2 separate regions of the Homo sapiens genome follow, and region 2 is linked to region 1. A link is a loop called in an ENCODE intact Hi-C map of the cell type or tissue named here. Cell type or tissue: CD4-positive, alpha-beta T cell. All regions are shown on one strand. Each heading gives the region's core, and the rest is flanking DNA. Links, peaks and the distances in the headings are about the cores only. Region 1 overlaps LOC105375463 (a long non-coding RNA gene). Region 2 overlaps TES (testin LIM domain protein).

Evidence for each region. Peaks named below come from ENCODE experiments on the same cell type or tissue, not always from the same donor. Only the 100,000 strongest peaks of a DNase experiment are listed, where the experiment ranks them.
Region 2: a loop joins it to region 1, with 4 times the contacts of the local background. A loop is called at or near these places in 3 of 110 quality-filtered maps.

What each region holds. Positions count from the first base shown.
Region 1 is chr7:116,303,588-116,306,515 of GRCh38, forward strand. All of the region lies in intron 3 of LOC105375463 (a long non-coding RNA gene), which reads left to right. Among named protein-coding and RNA genes, the nearest start is that of TES, 95 kb to the left of the region's middle. In CD4-positive, alpha-beta T cell, for the core only: no CTCF peak of the experiment used is centred there; no DNase peak of the experiment used is centred there.
Region 2 is chr7:116,248,860-116,251,787 of GRCh38, forward strand. TES (testin LIM domain protein) reads left to right here. Exons shown (of 7, transcript NM_015641.4): 3 at 161-413; 4 at 1,302-1,637; 5 at 2,901-2,928. All of the region lies in intron 1 of LOC124901730 (a long non-coding RNA gene), which reads right to left. Among named protein-coding and RNA genes, the nearest start is that of TES, 40 kb to the left of the region's middle. In CD4-positive, alpha-beta T cell, for the core only: no CTCF peak of the experiment used is centred there; a DNase peak (open chromatin) is centred at 1,292.

The DNA of each region.
Region 1 (2,928 bases), core at 325-2,824:
GATTATAATAGGAATATGGAAATCATCCCTTTACAACTTGGAAGTTTGGATTTTTGTAACCCACAGAGCAAGCAAATGAAGCTGAATTCAATATGGATTATAAAGCTTTAGAATTTTGCATTTCCATTTTATCATATAATACTAAAAAAATTGACTTTCATTGCCACTAAAAATTTTATAGTAAAAAAGTTCTTACCCATTGACAAAGGTGCTAGATTATAAATGCTACTAATAAATAAAGAAATCATTGGGTCGACATCCATAAATCGTAAGCATTTATTAAATATAGGATACATTTCTGGTACTATATTACACACAAATATCACAAAGCATCTTGGAACTCAAGAAGGTAGAATGTAGTTACATTGTATCTGGTCTAATCAAAGAGATTCTAACAAATTACCAGATATGTTTACTTTCAATATTATCATAGTTGACTGCTTGAATAAATGACAGTTAACTTCTGTTGTATTTGCCAGTCTGTATATCCATAATAAAATACAAAATGCTAATAAAAATATTACATTGAATAGATAATATTGTCACTATTTCAAAACATGAGGAGCTGACAGTAAAAGACTTTGCTTACGGCCACTAGGCAAATAAATGTCAGAATCAGAATGTAATTCTGTTTCTAATGGGGCTACATATTTTATATCTTTCCATTCTTTCAAAATACCTCCTCCCTACCCATGTGGCAATTTAGAAAGGATTGCAAGAAAATACAATGGAGTGCTCCTCTCCACTTTATTTTTTTAAGTTTTAGAGCTGAAATAGTTAAGTTTCAAGAACTGTTAAATTTTCTAGCCCAGAGCATTGCATTGCTCATAAATATTAGAAATCAATTACTGTAAAATGGCCTATTACATGTATTTTAATTCATTTTTAAAAACAATTCAGATTTAGTCTTTTCTGGCCTTTTCCTGTTTTTAAGAAGTCTTGCAGAAAAAAATGTATTATTTATACTTTCTGAAATTTTTCCAGCTTAAGGTTTAACAAGTATTATTTGAAAGAGGCCAATACTCCTGAGTAGTTCAGATATTTGAGCTTTAACATTAATTATGCCCTTTAGTTGGATTGCTTCTATTTTAGGTTATAGTTGAAGTCGTAGACAATGGTATTGTTGATGGGGGCATAGGGTTGTTGGTTAGAGGAATAAGAAAAGGTAAAATGATTGAAAAACCGGTAATTTCAGAGCATAGACACTGTGAAAGAGCTGATACAGATGTCTGTCATCAGCCATAGGAGGCTGGGGGTCAGGAAGTATCAGGAAACAGGAAAGATGTAAAGAAATGACAGTGAAAGTGAACTTGATTATAAAAATAATATTGATAACACCATTATTAGAAATGTCACTACCAATAATGATTGGCATTTATAGTGTGCTTTACCAAGTGCCAGGCACTGATAAGCACTTTACATATGTTATTTCACTTAATCCTTACAGAAACCTTACAATATATTTTTATGCCCATTCTATAGATGAAGAAATGGTGGCTTAGAGATGTTGAGCAACTTGACCAGTTTACACATTAGTAAGTACTCTGATCCATCCAGAATAATTTTTAATATTTCTAGGAGGATCAGATCTCATATACAATGTGGAAATTCTCCAAGTTAATTCCATGAAATGTGGATTTATTTTGTGCTCAGAAATATAAGTAGAAACCTATAGCTAGATTTCCATTCCATGGCCGAAATTTTATTTTCTTCCAAGTGCCCTTCAAGAGGACTTAGAGCACAAAGGAAAAAATGATCTGTGAAAGTCAAGGAAAAGCTGACAATTGAAACCATGATTCCTAATCTAATGCCTTTCCATTGCTTTGCATTTCATATGAACATCTCTCTGTGTGTCTCTCTCTTCTCTCTGTCTCTCTCTCTCTCTCTCTCCCTTTCTCTCTCTTCTCCCTACACCCCTTCCTCTTATTTTTCCTTGCTTTGAAGATTAAGATTCTCCATCTCAGTCCCTCTGCTTCCCTCACTATTTTAGTTTTCATGTGGTTTGGGCCCACTATGGCTTTGATTTCAGCTTGGACTCTACATGACCTCATTGTGAGCTCATCACTGTTACCTGACATAGGTGTGTCAATGTCAAATTCCCAAGATCCTGCATTCCGATGAACCTGAATTGCATCACTTTTCCACTTCTGGTGCAATTGGTTGTTGTCATGGCCCCTATAATAATGGAGCTGCCTCCTTTGAGGGCTTGTAATTGGGATGTTTTTGCTAAGAAAAGAGCATGAACGGGGAAGAAATAATTTGTATTTTTAGAACAATAGCATTGAAGCAGTAGGTGGAGAAGCCAAACTTCTGAAAGGAGAGGAGCCTTTCAGTTAGGAAATAACCTGTGAGAACAGCCAGAATAGCAAAGGCTCTTCTCATCTTACGCTGTCTCATCTTTTTTTGTCTTCTGCTTTTTCTTTGCTTCATTTAATTACTAAAACTTTTATTTTTAACCTTCTCATTATTAAGGAATTTGTCAAGAGAAAGTAGATCTTTGTTTAATATCACTAGACTATGGGTAACTAAAAGGGAAGGACTCTTGTTATTTAACTCTGCGTCCTTAGCAACCAGCAAAGGGTCTGGGTTCTTGCACTTGTTTAATAAATATTTGCCGAAAGACTCAGACCTGGAGCAGACCACCCCAGGGAGGCAGATGTTGTGTTAGTAGAAGCAGACCATGATCAAGGGCAGAGGTGATTGGGCAATCAGGGCAGGCAGTGAAAGAGAATTTCAGAAGCTTACAAATCAACTGTAAATATGATGTTAGTATTTCTGAGCACATAATAGCCAGATGAAACTGGGAATAGACAGACTACTGTGCTTGGGGTGAAGCGTAAGCACTTAATAGAACAAAATTGTTCATTCCAGTACTACCAGCAATAGCTCAAAACTCAAAGGGCTTTGTGGTGCTTTAAACCTTTCTTT
Region 2 (2,928 bases), core at 175-2,674, 55 kb before region 1:
CTTAAATATATGGATACTTATTCTCCCTCCTAAAAAAGGACTTGCCTTTGCATACCATGATATAGAATAGGCCTAAAAGTATTTTATGAACTATAAATGTATGAACATAAATATCAATTAGGTACAATTAATCATTTTCTACTTATTTTCAAAATTATAGAAAAATATGTCGTAACTGCAAGTGTGGCCAAGAAGAGCATGATGTCCTCTTGAGCAATGAAGAGGATCGAAAAGTGGGAAAACTTTTTGAAGACACCAAGTATACCACTCTGATTGCAAAACTAAAGTCAGATGGAATTCCCATGTATAAACGCAATGTTATGATATTGACGAATCCAGTTGCTGCCAAGAAGAATGTCTCCATCAATACAGTTACCTATGAGTGGGCTCCTCCTGTCCAGAATCAAGCATTGGTAAATGATATGGAACAGAGAGTTTCTTTATTGAAGTTCCTGGAGTATTTATTTGGGGCAGTTTCTTTGATGACCTAATCAACTTCACACATCCCAGATCTGTTATTCTTCCGGGGTTCTCATTACTTTGACTTCTGATTCCTGTTCTAGTCTTTTGAATGTAAGACTAGATACTTCATAAAATTTTTCCAACTCCCTAGATATGTTTACCTTTTTGAGGGAATGGTCTAACGTTCTTAATAATTAGATGGAAATCAGATGTTTTATATCAATCTAGTAACTCTTCTAGCTTAGTCTTGAGAGGATTTATCTTAAGATGGTAAAGAAGAGAATTTTTGTCATAGTTTAGAACTGAAAAAAATATTCAACATTATCTTTGTGTTTTTTTCATTTCCTTTATTAATACTATATAAGACCAAAAAGATCACAGTTTTATATCAAGCTCCTTCCACTATTATAACAACCAAATGAAACATTTGGAAGTCTTTTAAGGTTAGTTAAATCATTAAAGTGAATTTTGCGATATCATTTTTTATGTAATAAAAATGTTCCTGGTCCTACAGACCATTCCAAACATGTCTGCCTAAAAGTTTATGTTTTCTTTCAATTGTACATTTGTTTATTTAGCTTAAGTAAACAGTAGTAACTCAGATCTTACAAACTGAAAAAATATATAATTTCATGGAGAGAAAGTGTTACTTTTTACCCAACTAAATCTATTTAGTGTACCGTTTTTGAGTTTTAACTTCTTAATATACTGTGAGGGTGAGTTGCTGCTATTGGATAGAACCCACTTCTTTCTTAAGTAACTTGCTTCTGATGTGTGTTATGAAACATCACACTGCCTAATGGCCAATCCCAGTTAACATTGGCCTCCTTGTGGTTCAGGCCAGGCAGTACATGCAGATGCTACCCAAGGAAAAGCAGCCAGTAGCAGGCTCAGAGGGGGCACAGTACCGGAAGAAGCAGCTGGCAAAGCAGCTCCCTGCACATGACCAGGACCCTTCAAAGTGCCATGAGTTGTCTCCCAGAGAGGTGAAGGAGATGGAGCAGTTTGTGAAGAAATATAAGAGCGAAGCTCTGGGAGTAGGAGATGTCAAACTTCCCTGTGAGATGGATGCCCAAGGCCCCAAACAAATGAACATTCCTGGAGGGGATAGAAGCACCCCAGCAGCAGTGGGGGCCATGGAGGACAAATCTGCTGAGCACAAAAGAACTCAATATGTAAGTAGAGTGGTCACACTGTTAGCCTGATTTGTATACTTTACAGAATTTTTTTCCCTTACTTTGAACTTTTTTGGGGACTATTCCTCTGAGTTTCCAAAAGGGAATAAGTATGGGGAATAAATAGGATTTAGATTCAGTTTAGACTTCCCACAGAGGGTCATCGTGTTTGAAACTTCTGTCTAAAGCCAAATTTTCTATGTATTTATTATCAAGGATAATTGTGGATAGTGAGTTTTATGTACAGACAGTAGTTGGTATTGGCATGCTGATCAAAGACAGCATTATTATTCTATAGTCTGTTTCTAATCATAATGTTGGTATTAATTGCTTATCTCTGCTGCCCATAAATAGGAATATATGCTTAGGTTAATTCAGTTTTGCTTGTGAGAACGTGCCTAAAATTCAAACTTAAATTTAATTTTTGTGGATATATAGTGAAGCTTTTTTTTAAGTCTCTTCTAAAGGGAGAAATTGAAGTATTTTGCTAATGACTTGATGGTAGGAGGCAATTATGACACAGATGAACAGACATAAGAACTAAACCTGCTGTAATATATTCCTCATAGCTCCAGTTAGCACACCAACCAATAAGGCTTAGTCCTGAAAAAAGAGCACTAATAAGCCCTGAGGTGATAGTTTTAGAGAATCTACTTAAAATTGACCTGAAAATTACTATTTTCCTTTTTCCATAAGTGACCTTAATTCAGGAAATAATGCCTGTTACACACAGGGTGAATGAAGTAGATTTGAATAGCCGGGAGAAAGCTGAGATTCCATTTCACAGAATTATTAATACGTTATTATCTACATCGACAAATTTGTAATTTCAGTAGAAATTATGTCTCTTCAAAGTTGTTTCTCTGAATTTCTACTGAAGTCAATGATAAGAAATGGCAGTCTTAGCTGGGCACAGTGGCTCACGCCTGTAATCCCAGCACTTTGGGAGGCTGAGGCGGGTGAATCACGAGGTCAGGAGATTGAGACCATCCTGGCTAACACGGTGAAACCCCGTCTCTACTAAAAATACAAAAAAATTAGCCGGGCGTGGTGGCAGGCGCCTGTAGTCCCAGCTACTCGGGAGGCTGAGGCAGGAGAACGGCGTGAACCCAGGAGGCGGAGCTTGCAATGAGCCGAGATAGCACCACTGGACTCCAGCCTGGGCGACAGAGTGAGACTCAGTCTCAAAAAAAAAAAAAGAAAGAAAGAAAAGAAATGGCAGTCTTCTAATGACTAGGTTGTTCTGGATGGCTTCCCTTTCAGTCCTGCTATTGCTGCAAACTGAGTATGA